Linked DNA regions of Homo sapiens: region 1 is linked to region 2. The links are chromatin loops, found by intact Hi-C in ENCODE. Cell type or tissue: K562. All regions are shown on one strand. Links, peaks and the distances in the headings refer to the core of each region. The heading gives the core; the rest is flanking DNA.

The links. Peaks named below come from ENCODE experiments on the same cell type or tissue, not always from the same donor. Only the 100,000 strongest peaks of a DNase experiment are listed, where the experiment ranks them.
Region 1: a loop joins it to region 2, with 4 times the contacts of the local background. A loop is called at or near these places in 4 of 110 quality-filtered maps.

Annotation. Positions count from the first base shown.
Region 1 is chrX:109,480,386-109,489,386 of GRCh38, reverse strand. GUCY2F (guanylate cyclase 2F, retinal) reads left to right here and starts at 7,301. Exons shown (of 20, transcript NM_001522.3): 1 at 7,301-7,521. In K562, for the core only: a CTCF peak has its summit at 3,448; a DNase peak (open chromatin) is centred at 3,476.
Region 2 is chrX:110,156,919-110,165,919 of GRCh38, reverse strand. All of the region lies in intron 5 of TMEM164 (transmembrane protein 164), which reads right to left. Among named protein-coding and RNA genes, the nearest start is that of SNORD96B, 64 kb to the left of the region's middle. RefSeq lists an enhancer at 4,792-5,325. In K562, for the core only: a CTCF peak has its summit at 5,250 (motif pointing left); DNase peaks (open chromatin) are centred at 5,289, 6,469 and 8,269.

The DNA of each region.
Region 1 (9,001 bases), core at 304-8,303, 680 kb after region 2:
GTGCTCCAGAGCGGATTCACCCTATATTTTGCCAGGCAGCGGAAGGGCAAATTATCTTAATCCTTTCAGCCACTGAGCTGACCTGAGGCTGGTTTGCAGTGTTTGCTAGACTCAACCTATTTCTAGTTTGCTCTATTCCTAGGATATAGCTCTCCAGGGGTCCCAAATGAGAACCAGGGATAGATGTTTCCCAGGGACACATCTCCTTGAGAAGTTCTGAACTCCAATTTTTGCATCTTCAGCTCTGTGAATCTTCCTGAAACTCCGCTCTACTTTTTAGCCACTCTGCAGGGCTTATAATCTTTATAATCTTTTGCCCTGTGCAACTTAATTGGCAATTTCCTGGAGTGGAAAAGTTGTGCTGTGTCAGGTTCACTTTCCTTTGCTGCTTCTCTCTGCAGTTTCATGGCTGTTCAAATCCTGGCTGGCCTTGGCAGACCTTAAACTTCAATTTTTATACTCCGAGTTCTGTGATATTACCTAAAGCTCTGTTGACTTCTCTGCCTCATAGGAGTCACCCTCTACCCAGTTTCTGGACCAAGAATTGAGAAATACCCTAAGGGAAAAACAACATGCAGAAAGTTGGGCTTATTTTCATGAGCTTCCCTTCTTTCTGGGTTCTTACCTCTCAAGGCCTGGCTCTCTGATGCCTTCAAAAAGGAACTTTTTGGGGAGTATTTCACCTGATTTTTCTAGTTGTTTGCAGCAACAGCATTAGTTTGCTACAAGTTGCTCTATCTTAAAACAGAAGTCCCTTGTGTGGTACAATATTTTAATAAGTATTGGGCCTCCAAGAATTTTCTTGTATATTTATTTTATTTATGAGATTCATTACTGGATGAGAAACCGGCTGTTTGCACCACCTCAGATATATAACGTTTAATGATGATAATGATGACAGTGTGTGTACCAGTCAGGGTTCAGGGCAGAAAACAGAAACCACTGTAAGTTTCTTAAGCAGAAGGGAATGCTCTTGCCTCTTTAATTACAAAAATGGAATTATACAGACCATTTCCTTAAATGTATCATGGCATACTTTCAGATCAATAAATGGACAACCTTTCCTTTTTAAAAAAAATTTTAAATTTTTTAGTTTGATTTATAGTATTCCACAGCATGGATGTTCTGTAATGAATGTAACCACCCCCCCATTGGTGGGCATTCAGGTTTTCTCCAGGTTGTTTTCTGCCACTAAAATAACACTGCAATAAATATCTTTGTGAAAACACATGCTAATGCTTTTATTACCGTGCAAGAGACTTTTCCAAGTACAACTGCTAGGTCAAAGTGTATACATATTTTTATATTGTAATATATACAGTTAGATTATGTTCCAAAAAGTTCCTAACAATTTACAGGCAGGAATTTAAAACAGGGTACTGAGTACTTACAAGATTGCTGGAAGGTCTAACGGTCTATTTCACAAGCGTAGTTCCAGAAAAATACAGAACTGAAACTTTAAGGGAATTACTATCTTTGATGTCACCAGTAGAGCTCTGCCAGAATCAAAAACCTGCTCTTTTCTCCTCTGCAGCTGCTGCAGCTGTTTCTGAATACCTACGGATCTAGATGAAGAGCATCCAATAGCTGTGACCCAGTGATTAGAAACCAGATGGGGACGCTGCTGTTGTTGACTTTGGTGGGGGTAGCACATCACTTCCTCTTGAGACCTAGGAAGGTGGAAAATGAGCACTGCAGAAAACCTCATATATACACATAGTTTTTCAGCCCACTTTTAACTGCCAAACTTCATATGAGTGCATCTACTTGGTGACATCTAATCCACATGGCAAATCTTAGGTACAGAAGATTCCGGGGTGTAATGGAAGTGAAGCAAGCCAATCCATAGTATTAGCACAGTTTATAAGCACTATATAGTATTATTAACTACCTGATTCTGCATAAGACTGTGCAAAGACACTAATTTTGGGGAATCCTCTGTCTACCACTGGACCTTAGAAGCAGGGAAAGAGACAAAGAGAAGATTCACAAAGCAGAAAATGCATATGGCTTATAAAATTATGAGAAAATAATTTTTAAATAACTCAATAGTAATAGAAAAATAGACGTTAATACCAAATATCTTTTTCTGGCCTATACAATTGACAAATGTAAATTTGAGACAATCTGCAGCTGGTGACAGGGCAATAAAATGGACACTTTTATTTTATTGACCATTGGTGAGAGCATAAATTGGTCCAAATATTTTGGAAAGTCATTGGACAATACATGTTAAGAACCATTACTGATATTCATACACTCTGACTCAGTAATTTTACTTCTGGGACTCTATCATAAATTAATAATCCTATTATATTGAAAAGAGGTTTATATTTAATGATATGCATTGTAGCATCATTTATAATAGGGAAAATTTGGAAACAACCTAAGTACTAGAGGAATGATTGAGTACATTTTGGAACATATACAAAATTAAATATTCTGTAGCCATAAAATAATGCATAAGTGAAGTGGTAATAATGTTTACCAGATTCTTTTATTTTAATCCATTGAGCACTACAAGGAAAATGCCTAAGACCTATGAACTTCCCAAGGATCTGCCAAAGGGGTTTGAAGCCTGACAAAAGTTATTGGCTTCAAAATATGAAGATAACTGCAAAATTAAAGTCTATAAATGTCTAAGTAAATGTCAAAAAATGTAACTCATCATTTTTATAGATTATTTCATTTTGTGTTCAGAACAATTTTGACACATTGGAAAAATGGTTGGTTAGATTGTATCAGTTGGTAAGAATTCTTTAGTATATATAATCTCTGCTAAGAAGCATAACTGATAATAAATTTCAAAGGCAAAATTTTAAAATCGTCTCAAATTTTTAGCAAAATATATACTTATTTGACATGGGATATGGGGTGTGTACATGTCAAAGTATATGTGATAAAATGTAGAGTGGAGCTTCTAAAAACAAGAGTGCCATGGGATTAGCATGGTCTAAAGAAATGCCATGTTTTGAGCACCCACCGTGTGCGACACTTAATGTACATCATTCTTTTTAATCCCCACAACAGTGCTGGGAAATAGTTCTGTTTATCATAATTTCTTTCATTTGAGGAAACCTAGGGCTTTAGGGAAATTAAGTAATTAACCTCAGGTCACACAGCTAGGGAATATGGTGATGGGGTTTGAAGGCAGGTCAGCTTGACTCCAAATCCTGTGCCCTTAGTGAGAACATAGGTATGTTTCCATGTCAAATTAAAAAAATAAGTTTACAAAATTGTATACCTGGTTTGAGTATAACTTTGGAAAAATACAGGATTCAATAAAAGCAAAAATTTTTTTCTGTTTTTTACTGTTCTGAATTTTCTAACATAGTTTTACAACAATCAGGCAACCCGTATTAATTTCTAAAAAAAATTGATCTTAGAGGAGTTTGATAATAATGTTAAAATATTGACATCTTGCGGCCGCGTGGTGTCATTACAACCTTGGCTTTACTTTCAGTGTGGGAGCTGACTACTAGAGGGCAGCACTGAGGTTTATTCGGGTCACGTTTTCTGGGCTGAATGTGGCAGAAAGCTGGGTCACTTCTCCACTCAAAACTGAAGAAAAGCAAACTCATTTATAATGCCATAAATACACACACATATATGTCAACAAAATAACGTATACTGTAAATATACAGCGTAATACACTTCAATAACTTCTTTGCATCCTGAAGCAGTATAGCAAAGTTATTCAGCGTCAGGCCCAGGAACTATGCTACCTGAATTTGCATCATGGCTCCACCATGTATCAGCTGTGTGACTTTGGCCAGAGCACATAAACTTCCTGTACTTTATTTTTTTTTTCTGTATCTCTAAAGTGAGAATAAGAATTTTCCCTACCTCTTAGGGATGCTGTGAGAAATAAATGAAGTAAGGCTAACAGTGCCAGTTGAAAGGAGATGCTCAAAAATTGGAAATTATCATTTTGCCTGTTGCCCAAAGCTATTCTACTTTTATGAAACAATATATGCCTTGTTGAGTACTATAAGTATTTGTTTAGTACTATAAGCAGACGGAGAATTTTGTTATTACTACTGAATCAGAAAAATAACTTTCTGTCAGGTAGGGTTAGGTGAAAAATCTAAAGGAAGGTCGAGAATCACAGTTCAGAGCCCTCACTGGAATGAAGCAAAATGTGTAAGTTTGCCTAACATCCTTTCTTGTAGTTTTCCTCTCTCATTCTAATTTATCTTTGTCCATCACCTCCCTTGTTCCCCAGGTTCTCACTTCCCCCAGGACAAGGAGCTACTTGTCCAAGCCTTATTCTGGATGATTAACTAGAAGCACACCATTCTGAATCATTTTTATACCTCATGCCCCAGCCCTGCATCTTAGTCTCCAAAGGAATGCAAGGATCCTAGGCTAATATTATGTAAGGCCATTTCCCATGATGTATGTAATTAGGAGTTCCCTGTAGTGTTTAGTAGTAATATATGTATATATAAAATGTAAAAGCGCTACTTTTTTTCTTTGCAACTAATGTTAAGAGGAAAGCTCAATCGATGTGACTGGCTTCACAGTTTTGTGGAGGGAGAGGGTGCTATTTTGGATTCTTTCATTCCATGGCACCTTAGGGAGTAAAGATCATACAGAGAAGATGAAATTTTGTAAATTGTTAGGCTTTGATATTGGAAACATAGACAGGAACTGATACGAGTTCCAACAACATGTAGTAGAATCCGTGAACATTCTGGTGTTGTAAGTCCATGAGAACACTAAGGTCAATACTTAATCATACAGTGTGCTGATGTTTCTGACATAGCAGTTCTAAAAGGTGTATAGGAATAATTCTTAAGTTTGTACTCGTGAATGGATTTGAAGTATCTGTATAATTTTAGATTCATGAGGACCCCAAATGGTTTTAGATTTCTGTTCTAAAATCATCTTTAATTATACTATAACTAAAACTTAGAGATCTAATGGGAATTCTTGAGTGTATGGATAAATCCAATGACCCCCATACTGTGATTAAGAGGCAGTGGTTAAGAGTCCTGACTCTAAAGCTAGAGTACTTATTTTCACAGATGGCTCCACCAGAAACTAGCTGTATGCGCTTGGGCAAATTACTTAATCTCTTTGTGCCTCAGTTTTTCATCTATAAAATGTGGATGATAATAATACCTACCCCATAGGACAGTTGTGATGATCCATTGAGCTAGTATATGTAAAGTCCGTAGAGCAACAAGTGTTTGTGGAACTCTTAATCAAAAGAAGCAAATTCACTTTAGAAATTTTATTTATGTGCTAATTCCCAGCTACTTCTACCTATAAATTTAGAATCTTATGTCTATTCAGGATTTTGGAACATTCCTTGAATGATGGTCCCTTGAACATCCTAGTCCTCATCAGAACCTTCTCATAAAATCCATACTGGGGTTGCTCATGGCACCATGCAGCACTACATAGAGAATGCTAACTGGGGCCCTCACTTGCACCAGTATTTCCATCAGGTCACCTGAAATTCTACAATTAGGGATTGTTTCCTTTGGGTAGTCACGGTGTGTTTCTGGAGACTCTATTAGAGTGCAAGCAGTCTTTGGAGGGATAGCACAAGGGTGCATTAGTGGAATATATCAAGGATAAACGTGAGCTTTCTTGGAGCCAAATAGTCTTGCGTTTAAATTTTCTGGCTCTATTACTTACTAGAATTAGAGTGTCTGAGTTCAAATTCTGTCTCTACTGACCAGTGGCTGTGTGATTTTTGGTAAGTTACTGTAACCTCTCTGGATGTCTGGGAATTCAAATAGTATCTATCTCGTGGGGTCACTGTGAAGATCTAAGGAGACAGGGCTTCCAAAAATGCCTGTCACATCATTGGCACTCAGTAAGTATGATTATTGCCTAATTTATCTCAGTCTTGGCATCCTCATTTACAAAATGGAAAGAATGGGTAATATCCACCTTCATGGTTGTTGTGAACATAAAGATGTACATATAAGTATAATGTACATATAAAATGCCTGTCATACTTAAATAAAAAACTGATAGATAGTAACAAGTGTTGGTAAGAATGTAGGCAAAAAAGAACCCTCATATGTTGCTGGTGGGAATGCCAAATGGTGCATATACTTTGGAAAACAGTTTGCCAATTCAAAAAATGTTAAACATAGAGTTATTATATGACCCAGCAATTCCCTGGGTATATGCCAAAGAGAAATAAAAACAATATGTCCATATAAAAACTTTTACACAAAAGTAATAAAAGCAGTATTCATAATAGCCCAAGGTGGAAACAACCTAAATTTCCATCAACTGATCATGTGGTATACCCAAAAAAGTGGAATATTATTTGGCCACAAAAGAAATGAAGTACTGGTACAGGCTAGAACGTGCATGAACCTTGAAAACGGTTTGTTTTTCAAACAAAGTGTGTTTGGTTTTTTGTTCTTGCGATAGTTTACTGAGAATGATGATTTCCAATTTCATCCATGTCCTTCTTTCATTCAAACAAAGAAGCCACTCGCAAAAGATCACATGTTGTATGATTCCATTTATATGAAATGTTCAGAATAGGAAAATCCATAGAGAAAGTAAATTAGTGGTGGCCTGGGGCTAGGAGGAGGAGAGAAATGGGGAGTGACTTTTAAACAAGAATGGAATTTCTTTGTGGGAATAATGAAAATGTTGCACAAGCTTGTGAATATACTTTAAAAAAACCCTAAATTATATACTTTTGTGGTAGATAAATTATATCTCAATAAAACTATTATTAAAAAACATTTCTCATTTAATATAAGTCATTTTTAGCCCTTAACACCTCAGTTCTCACGTTGGGAATCCAGAACAGGGCCCTGAGTGAATGATGCCCAGGACAGAGAGGGACTTCTTAAGGAAAAGGAATACATCTAAAGTATGGGGAAACAATGTCTCTGTACAAAGGTGTAGAGGGAAGTAGGGAGTCTCTCTTGGGAGGAAAGGCAGTGAAGGCACTTAAGGGGAATAGGAGAAGGAGACAAAATTCACCTGCTTTGAATTTTGCAGGGAGCCAGCCTGGATCACCTTTTATATTCTGGGCTGGAATCACAGCTGATGAATGTTTTGGCATTTAGAACTGTCCTGGAGAAAGGGCGATTGGTGGTTATTAGACAGAATGGAACAAGGAAGAACACAGAGGCAAAATCTGAGAGTTTGTGTCTGACTTTGAAAGGTAAAAGAAGGCAGTAGTCTGTGGAGGACGTATTTATCCAGAGGACTCTATTTGTTTGTTAATCTCTGGGTCATTGCATTTAGGTCAGCACTAACTCTGCTACAGGTGGGATCAATTTAAAGGATTAGAAGTGTCACTCTAAATCCTAATCCAAGTCTTGGTCTGCGGATGCTGAAGAGTGATTTTCAAAACATTTACTAACGCTTTCAATTATTTACCCCATTAATGGAATTTGTCAACAGACTGGAGTCCTTGACAGGATTGTGAATGCATAGAGGATGCAAAGAAATGGACACACTGAGGTAGCTATGCCAGTGGTCTGCATGCGCAGGCAGTAAACTGAAGACATTTGAGCGGTGAATTACTTGGTGAGTAGTTGACAGCTCTTGTTTATAAGAAAGATTGTAATGGGGGGAAAAAAGACACAGCCCACCTGGGAGCTGAGACGCTGATTGAGATACATTAGTTTTACTGCAATATGTAGTAAAAAAAAAAATTTAAAGAATGAAGGAAAGAAGGAAAGAAGGGTTAAAGAGAGCCTTCGAGATACTTTAAGTCAAGATTTGAGCTCAAAGGCTCTCATCCAAGCTTTCGTTTAGTTTCTCTCATGATTCTTTTTTTATTGCTTCCTGATGTTGTCTTATACAAGCTGTTAACTTGATTCAGGCTGTAATTAGAAAGACAAATCAATCTTTCATAGAAGTCCTCGGCTTGACAAGCTGGTATGAGGAGCCATTTCCCTCAGAGCTATTTGTCATAGTCTTTCTTTGTACATGTTTAACGAACGGTGGTTTTCTGTGTGAAGCCAGGCTTCCCATCAGATTGTAAAAACTACCTGAAATGAAATTATGCATCCCTATGCTCTAGCCGCTTTCCATGGAAGTCTGATCCCATGCAGGTGTTCACACCTGAGTAACCTAGGCAATGGCCCCAGAACAACTGTGGGCCAGTAGTATTCTATTTCCAAAATTTCATACCTTCAAACTTTGTTTTAGTTATATCCACATTTCCCATTAACCCCAGGAAAGACTTTAGTGAGCTAATTTTTTTCCTTAAACCAAAATCAGCAGGTGGAGGTTTAGGGCATCCTCCCCCTATCTTGCCCCTTTCTTTCCCTCCCTCCCTCCCTTCCTTCCTTCCTTCCTTCCTTCCTTCCTTCCTTCCTTCCTTCCTTCCTTCCTTCCTTCCTTCTTCTCTCCCTTCATTCCTCCCTCCCCTTCTTTCCTTCCTTCTTTCTCTTCTTCCCTCCTTCCCTCTCCCTTCCTCCCCCTTCCTCTTTTCCTTCCTTCTCTCTTCCTCCCTTCCTTCCTTCCTTCCCTTCTTTTTTTCTTTTTTCTTTTTTAAAGAATAAGTTTCCTTCTGTAAAATCTTGAGTTGGGGGATCAAGACTAAATCCTACAGCAACATAAAACTTTCTGGTTGTCCAGGGAGTCCTAACAGAGTTAGAAATATCACCAAATGCATCACATCGGTACCAGAAAAAATGTAAGGGCAGACCTTCAGCTTGGGAAATGTTTATCTTGCAGTTAACAAAGGGAAAAGAGCAACAAAAACTGAGAGTGAATGCCAAGGGACACTTTGTGGCATGTGGCCTGAGGAGGGACCCGTGTTGTATGAATTTTAGAAATGGTATAAAAAATCTAACTTTTTAGAATTTGGGGTGGGCATTGTGCTTAGGAGTTACCTGGATTATAACACAAAAATGCCAGCCTTACACCTAGAATGGACAGTTAATCACTTTGATCTGAGGGGCACCAAAAGTTTCTTCATTTTTTTGCTCAAAAAGTAGTCCATCCTCCTTTGCCTACCTGCAACTGATGCTTGAAATAGACATTATATTATTAGAGA
Region 2 (9,001 bases), core at 396-8,395:
CTCTAGCAGCAATGTGGACAATGGACTGGAGAGGGACAAGACTGATGACAAGTTCAAATGGTACTGCAGTGGCATAGAGGACTTGGCAATTTGTCAGACAGGAAGGAGACATCTAGACTAACTTCCAGGTCTATGGCTTCAGTAACTGAGAGGAGGTAATTTAGAGAAGAGATGAGCTCAGGTTGGAGCATGCCAGCACTGAATGCCTATCCACTACACCAGCAGATGTCTCCAATAGGCTGTTATGTCCAGGTCTAGTGCTCAGGAGAGGGAGATGGCCTGGAAACAGGACTTGGGGTATGGATAAGATCAATGAGAAAGAGTCCACAAAATGTGATAAAAGGCTGAAGGAGGAAGCCTGGAAAATAGCAACAGTTAAGTGGCTAGCAGAAGGAGAAAGATCCATGAGAAGTCAAGAATGAAGACAAAATTAAAGAGGCAATCGTAAAGCTAGGAGAGAGGTGTGCTGGAAGTCAAAAGAACATCAAGTTTCAAGAAGGAAAGGATCAATAATGTTAAGTGCTCTATTACTTGCACCAACCAATAAATAAGGTAGCCACTTGCCACATGTGGCTAATTACATTTAAATGAATTAAAATTAAGCAGAATTAAAACTTTGGTTCCTCAGTCACATCAGCCACATTTCATATACTCAGCAGTCACATGTGCCTGGTGGCCACCATATTGGACAGTGCAGAGATAGAGTATTCCCATCACCACAGAAAATTCCACTGGGAACACACTTCTCTATAGGGGTACAGTAAAGGCAAGCACTTCCACTGGGTTTGGCAACATGCCGATCACTAGTTAGTAATCTTTGCAATAGCCGTTTCAGGAAAGTAGCAATGCAAGAGCTGGATGAGGAAAGATGAAGAGTTCTCTATGTGTACAAGGTAAGGAAGGAAATTCCAGGAAAAGGGAACAGGATAGGCAACAATCACAGATAAATCATTAGCTCAATTCCTATGTTCTCAATCTCTTCTCTGAATGTTCCCTTCACCCTTTTGTTGTTACCCAACCTACCTCTCCTTGCCTGCTTCATCTGTGGCCCTCTAAAGTAGTGACTGATTTTTCTCCTTTGGCCCATGTAGGTAGAGTGAATAACTTCTTTCTTTTCATTGTAGTCCTAGACGAGTGGCCCTCCCTTCTCACTAAAATCCTACCACTACCATACTGTACCACCCGCTATCCTTCCCTTTCACAGTCATCTACAGACATATGGGTCATGGCCCTCATTCCTTTAGTACCTGGCTCACTACCACTCATCAGATTTCTTGTTAATTTCAACATGCATCTAGATGAACCTTCCAGCATCCTGGTCTGTCAGTTCCTCGGCCTCTTGTTCTCAATGACCCTGCTCTCTACCACATCTCAGCCACTCATTATCATGGTCGTGCCTGAGACCTTATAATTATGTATATCTGTAGCCCCTCCCTAATCTCCAAGTCAAGCATTCCCACTTCAACCACCACTTCTACCTTTCCAGCTCACTCCCGATAACCATGACCCCAATACTTCTTTGACCCCACTGGAATCTGTGATCCATTGGTCCTACCATCTTTTTACTGTCCCTCATGGCTCCCTTTTCTGTCCTTAAATTCCATGGCCCATGATTCTAATTATCCCTTGCATACGCCTTTGACTCCATTGTTCTTCTCATTATGGAATGATACTCAGCTGGAAAAAAAACCCAGCCCTGGTTGAATCCAAAGCTCCTCCTCTGCCTTGCTTGTCCCTCACAGCTGAATGTACTAGAGAAAAACAACAGCGCTGACTGTTCTCACTTCAAATTCGTGATCACAAACCTCAAGTGCATCTTTCATGTTGCCAGGCAATCATACTGTATTTCCCCAGTCCATTCACTCTGTCACGCTCCTAGGCCACAAATTAATATTTTCTCTCTTCTCGAATCTTTAATACTTCTATCCCATTTTCACTCTCAGATATTAACCTTGCTTCCCACTTCACAGAGGAAAAAAAGAATCAGACAAAAACTTCCATAAGCTTCCACAATCACATTTACCCATCTATCTGCATCAGTGCCCAGTATGGTCTTCCTTCACTCCCCTGCTCCCTGTCACCACAGATGAACTGCCCTGTGTCCTAGCCAAGGCCAGCATTTCCACTTGCATCCAGATTCCATCCCCTCTCCCCTACTCAACAGCATCACTCCAGTCACTGTTTCGTCATCTTATGTCAACAATTTCTTCCTCTCTACTGGATTAAGTCCATTAGTGTATAAACGGAAAGTACTTTAATAGCTCCCGTTCTAAAACCAACAAGTCAACACTTGACCTCACTTCCCCATCTGGCCACTACCTCACTCCTCTGCTCCCCTTTATAGCTAAATTCCTTGAAATAATTGTCTATGCCAGTGCTGTCCAATGTGGTAGTTACTAGTCACATGCAGCTGGTGGGCACTTGAAATGTGGTTAGTTTGAACTTGAGATGTGCTGTTATTATAAAATGTGCACTGGATTTCAAAGGAAATCCAGGAAAATATCCTGGTAATAATTTTTATATTGATTATATTGGAATGATAAAATACTGGATATACTGGGTTAAGTAAGATCTATTATTAAAATTAATGTCACCTGTTTCTCTTACCTGCTTTTAATGCGACTACTGGAACATTTGAAATTACATATGTGCCTCACATGTTTTTATTGGACAGCACTGGTATACTCCCTACCTAGAATTCCTCTCTCTTACTGTTCTCTCTTAAACTCACTCTTATCAGGCTTCCCTCCCTCCATCAAAACAGCTCCCATTAAGGTCACAAATGACTTTTTCATTGCTAAATCCAATGGCCAATTCTCAGGCCTCATCCTATGTGCCCTGAGGACAAAACAGGGTGAGGCTAGAGGCTGGGAAACCAGTTAGGTGGCTGTTGCAATAAACGAAGTCAGGGATGATCTGACCTGAACTAAAGTTGGAGTAGTGGAAATAAATTTGAGAAATGATCAGAAGGTCAAATTAATAGGATGTGGTCACTGATTGGATGGGGGCAGGGATAGGAATATAGACCAATGATTGGCTTTAGATTTTTGGCCTGGATAACAAATAGGTGATGGTATCACTGAAAAGGATGGGGAACATCAGAGAAGGTACAGGTTTGGGGATAGGGAAGAGAATGACAAGTTTGGTTCCTGACAACAATGTATTCCCATCTTTGGTACTCTTTAAATGAGATACCTCCATTTTTAGCCTTTGTAAGCTGTGGCTGCCTAAAAGATATCTCAGCATGGCACAACCCCAAGATGATCGTGAATATTTGATTCCCCATTCTTAGCCACTGAGTGTAGGCTCAAGTCAGGTTTCCCCTCATCCAGGCATTTGACCAAAAAAACCTATCCTCTATTCTGTTTACTGTACTTGGAAGTGGAGGATGTCCTGGGTTAAGTGTTCACAGGGAAGGTCCATCTTGTCAACCTCCCATCCTAAGAGGCTGGAGAGTCTACCCAGGCCATGCTTCACCCTGGAAGAGCCTAGTTGGGGCTGACTGGCCACCCAGCCTGTGGCTAAGGCAATTTAAAGACCCACCTTCATCCATGAGGATCAGAGAGGCAGCCCCCTGACAGTAGTACACAGGATGAGGGCCCTGAATTGGCAAAGAATCCAACAGGTGGACCTGACCTAGCAGAATATGCACTGAAGTCCAAGGACCCAGGTCCCAGCTTCTACTCTTACCTACTCTTACCAAGCTGCTGTGTGACCTTAGCTGTGTCTCTGCTGAGCTTTACGCAAGGGGGAGCCAACTCTTGGATCATCTGAGGCAACAAGGTTTCAACTCGTTCTGTATCAGAATCCGCTACAGCAGTGGCTTTCAAACTTGAGTGTGGGTCAAAATCAGAATCTCTAGGAGGGCTTCTTAAAATCCAGCTTGCTGGGCCCTACTTCAGAGTTTCTGATTAGAGTTTCTAGTAGATCTAGGGTGAGGCCTGGAATCTGGAATCTGAGAATTTTTATTAATAACAGGTTCCCTGGTTAGGCAGATACTACTATTCCAGGGACCACACTTTGAAAACAACTGTCCTAGGGAAGTTGTGGAAAATGCAGCTTCCTGGGCCCTGCCCCATAGAGTTGAATCCAGGAAGTCTGAGTGGGCCCTGGAATCTCCACTGTAGTAACAAGCGCTTCAGGATGATCCTGATGCTTGGGTCCTCCAACCATATAGGAGAAACACTGACTTAGAGGGAATCCTGGAGCTGGAAGATGAACCAAGAGACCTGGGAAAAGCTGCCAGTGAAGGGGACAGAGTCTGGCCAGGTGTGAGGAGCAGTGTCTCCTGGAAGGTGAGAAAATTAAGGCAGAAAACACTTGACTTAACCATTTGCTCCCACAAAGGACTCCTGAGCACCAATCACTTCTTCCTCAGCAGGGACAATCCAGTGGTCTTCAGAAACTCACCTACCCACCTGTTGCACAAGGCTCAGCCCTTCGCCAATCAGTCAAATCCCTCAGGTCCCCCCTCATCCACTAACCCTTTAGGAGCCTCAGGATTTACCAGAGTTCCTATACTTTCACCTGCCCTTACCTGACCAGTATAGTGGAGCAGGGAAGCCTCATGGAAGAGGGGAACTTCTCTAACATCCTAACACTAGCTAGATGGGAGGGGCAATGGGCTCAATGGTATGGAGGAGAAACAGGAAACTCAGCCTGGATACTGATGTCAGCATGACCTTGGGGCCAGTTTTTGAGCTGCCATTGGCCAAAGTACTTCCGCTTTAACTGGTCCCAGAAAGTAACTAGCACAGGAGGTCCAATCCTCATCCTCCAGAAGATGAGCTGAAAGCCCACTCAAGAGAGAGGTGGCCTGCCTAGAACAAACAACACTGAGGTTCTTAACCCCAGTTTCTTGAAATGTCCTCCAAAAACATCTGAATTGCCTGTATTTCAAAACAGCCTTCTCAGGCAGGCACGGTGGCTCACGCCTGTAATCCCAGCACTTCGGGATTCAAGGCCAGCCTTGGCAACACAGTGAAACCCCACCTCTCCTAAAATTACAACAATTAGCTGGGCATGGTGACGCATGCCTGTAATCCTAGCTATTCAGGAGGCTGAGGCATGAGAATCCCTTGAACCCAGGAGGTGGAGGTTGCAGTGAGCCAAGATCACACCACTACATTCCAGCCTGGGTGACGGAGCAAGACTCTGTCTCAAAACAAAAAAACAAAACAAAACAAAAAAACAACCTTATTACTGGGTGTCAAGCCTGAGGGTCACTGCTCAGCAATTCTGAAACAAGAGCTCCCTCTAGTGAAATAGAAAGGGATTTCCCAGCAGACTTGAAGCAGGCCCTCCACCCCACCCCCTGCACCCCAGCAGCCTGGGGAGACCAAAGGACTCCTTCTCAGAACAGTGTTTGAAATGCATAAAATAAAAGCCAAAGGAATTCAATTATATTAAAACACAGTTACCAAAATATTTTTAAAATTTTGTAATATACTAATTATGTTTCTTTATAAATACATTTAATCACAAGATCTAGCAGCAGGCCTAATAACTACCATCACTTTCAAAGCAGATGAGCATAAACACTATCCTGAGATGGCCGCTACTACTGAAATGTGATAGGAAGCCATCTGTGATTGCTACTGACAACAAAGACACAGGTAGGGCTAATACCACTGGTGCTTGTTGTCTGCGTTCATGTGCTACATTTCTGCTAGAGGTCAGTGAAAATAAAGATGTGACTTCCCCCCATTCAAGTGAATGAACCCCTTAAGATCCTATTTGTGAACCCCAGGTTAAGAACTGCTGCCGAAATGAAAACAAACACAACCAACCAATCGAAACACATCACAAGGATGAAGAGAGGGGAACTCCTGAGTTGTGTCACCAGCTGTAGGCAGGACCAAGCTGTGGGCCTAAAGCTGTGTGGGCACTTTCCTCCAACCACCTTGTGGCTGACTTCCTCCCAACCCATCCCACTAGAACCTCTGGAAGCCCACCACCACCACTGGCCTGGGGTGTTTATGATCAACCAATCTGTCTATACCTGCCACCTTTCCCCAGAATGTCCCTTTCACCTCCTCACCCTAAGGAACCCTGGCTGTCCACTGAGGGTGTGATTTCTTCCACTAACAGCTCTGAGAAGGCTGTTCTTTTTTAATCCTTCTATTCCTGCAGCAATTTTTTGTGGGGGAAGGGAAGTTGAAGATTCCTCTAGCCCTCCATTATTGCTTCTAGACGTTTACTCTTCCCTCGTTCTCTTTCAAGATTCAGTTCCTCCTCTTTGTCACTGTCACCTGTTGTTGGCCTCCAGGTCATTGAATTCACCTCAGATCAGTGTCACTTAGCTTACCACCTTCTTTTATACCTTTTCCTGATGGCATTCTGGGTGATTTTAACATCCATGCAGGCACCTCTTCCAATACCCTAACCTCGTGGCCTCCTGAACCTCCTCAACTCTACAGGTCTACTCCACCGCACTAACCACAACCTGCCTTCTGTCATCACTTTGAACTGCCCCGCCTCTGCTGGGATCATCTGACCACAACCTCCCGACAGTTCAGCTTTCATATCCTTATTCCTACTATGCGCATGCCCCTAGACCTCCTCGTGACCTGTGATCCCTTGATGCTCCTTACCTCCCTCCATAGAATTCCTCCTTGTTCCCCAGCTCTCTTCTAGCCTTTCTTCCACACCAGCTTGGACCCCATGGCCTCGAACTCTGACACCAGCACTCTCAACTCCCTGGTGGGAAGCAGAACTCTTCATCCCCCTCTCCCCACACTTCTATCTATCCCCTCACTAGATCATCCCCAAAGGGTGGCTTACTAAAGGTGAGAACCTAAAAAACTGCTCAAACCACATTTTATTAGATTAGTAGGCAGGGCCACAGTATATTGGCAAGCTGAAACCATACTAATAATAGCAAACAACTTATATACCACCATTACATGACAGGGACTGTTATAAGCACTTTATATATTAATACATTAAGTCATTTAATGCTAATTACAACCACATGAGGAAGTACTGTTATTATTTTTATTTTACAGATGAGAAAACTGAAGCTTGGAGAAGGTAAGGGAACTTGGCCAAAGTCACACAGCTAGTAAGGAGGAGAACCAGTATTTGAAACCAGGTAGTCTAGCTTTGTAATGGGCAGCATGTGTATTTCGTCGTGCACATCTCAGCAGAACCTGTCTCTCTGCATAGCCAGGCCTCTTCACTTTCCTCTCTAGCTTCTCAATGCCTTTGATAGGGTGGAAAGTATGGGGGGGCCTGTGCTACACATCTAGCCACATTATATTCTCTAGGTACAGAGTGGGAAGCTCACCTAGATGTTGAGAACAAAGCTGCAAGCTCTCGCCCAGCACTAAAGATACTGGATGCCTGCTCAGCTAATAATAAAGTGCTGCTCTGTCTCCCATTCTGCTATTGCTCCTTGGGTGACCTGTCCTTGGTCAGAAACCTGAAAGCAATACAGTGCGTTGCAGGATTACCAAAACTCTCCAGAACCCCTCAAACATCCCTCACTTTCTAGATTTTCAACAATACTGACCCTACTTACAAAGCCTCAACATTGGACGGATCCCTCCAGCCAGATGTCCTGCACCTCCACTTAGGCTGCTGAACCCCAAATGGGGTAACCGTACAAACCAGTGCCAGAAAAATCCACGGATTCTTCTTTCAGGAGGGCCCCACAGTGCCAGTCACCAACCTTCTAGAGCTATGTTGTCCAATAGCCACTAACCACATATGGCCATTTAAATTTCAATTCAGGTCAGGCAAAGTTGCTCTCACCTGTAATCCCAGCACTTTGGGAGGCTGAAGTGGGTGGATCATTTGAGGTCAGGAGTTTGAGACCAGCCTGGCCAACATGGTGAAACCCCATCTCTACTAAAAATATAAAAATTAGCCAAGCATGGTGGCATGTGCCTGTAGATCCAGCTACTCAGGAGGCTAAGGCAGGAGAATCGCTTAAACCCGGGAGGTCGAGGTTGCAGTGAGCCAAGATCTCGCCATTGCACTCCAGCCTGGACGGCAGGATGAGACTCCATCTCATCAATCAATCAATCAATCAATCAACCAACCAATCAATTTCAATTCAAATTAATTAACCTTAAAATCGAATGAGAAATCCAACTCTTCAGTCCCCCCAGGCACATTTCAACTGTTCAAAAGCCAAATGTAGCTAGTGGCTACCATGTGGAATAGAACAGATATAGGATATATTCATCATCACAGAGAATTCTATTGGACAGTGTTGAGAGAGTCTAGGCTTATCTCCTTCTTCCATTTCCCACAGCACTTATTTCTCTTGTCATTACCCTTCTCAATCCACCACCAAACCCCTGTCATTCTCAGCAGTTGTCATCAACTTGTAATTCATCCACTCCCCTTTCTCTCTGGTACCTTCAATGTTCCCTGGCTCTACTGGGCTTCAGTTTAGCATTTGAACATGCTCAGCCCTGGGGCAGAGAGAAAGGGAAAAGGAGGTGAAAAGGAGAGAAAGGGAGGGGGAGAAAGGAGGAGGAGAAACACCCTCCCTTGGCTCTGTAACACCCTTAACCCCTCCTTCCTTAATGCCCTTAACTTCTTCCCTGTAATTCCCACTTCTCTGAGGACCTGATTTTACTGTACCTCTTAGATCCAACATGGCTTGGCTAATACCACTTTGGGAAAAATTTCTACTGCCTTAGTTTTCAGGACAACCAGCCTCTCCTTCTATCACTGATCTTTCCTGCAATCTCCTTACACTCTTCTTCTTCTGTCTACTGTTTGCAAGTTGATGTTCCCCAAGGCTTTCTCTAAGTCCTATTTTATCCCTACCTACATAGTTACCCTGGACCAGCTCATTCATTCCAATGTTTTCATCTACTAGTTCTATAACCACTGATACTAAAGTCAGTGTCTAGTCCAGATTCCCCTGAACAGCTCCAGAATATTTTATCCTAATGCTTCCTGGGCATCTCAACCTAGATAGCCTATAAGCACCTCAAACTCAAGTAAAATCATCTTCCTCGCTGCTATGGTCTGAATGTTTATG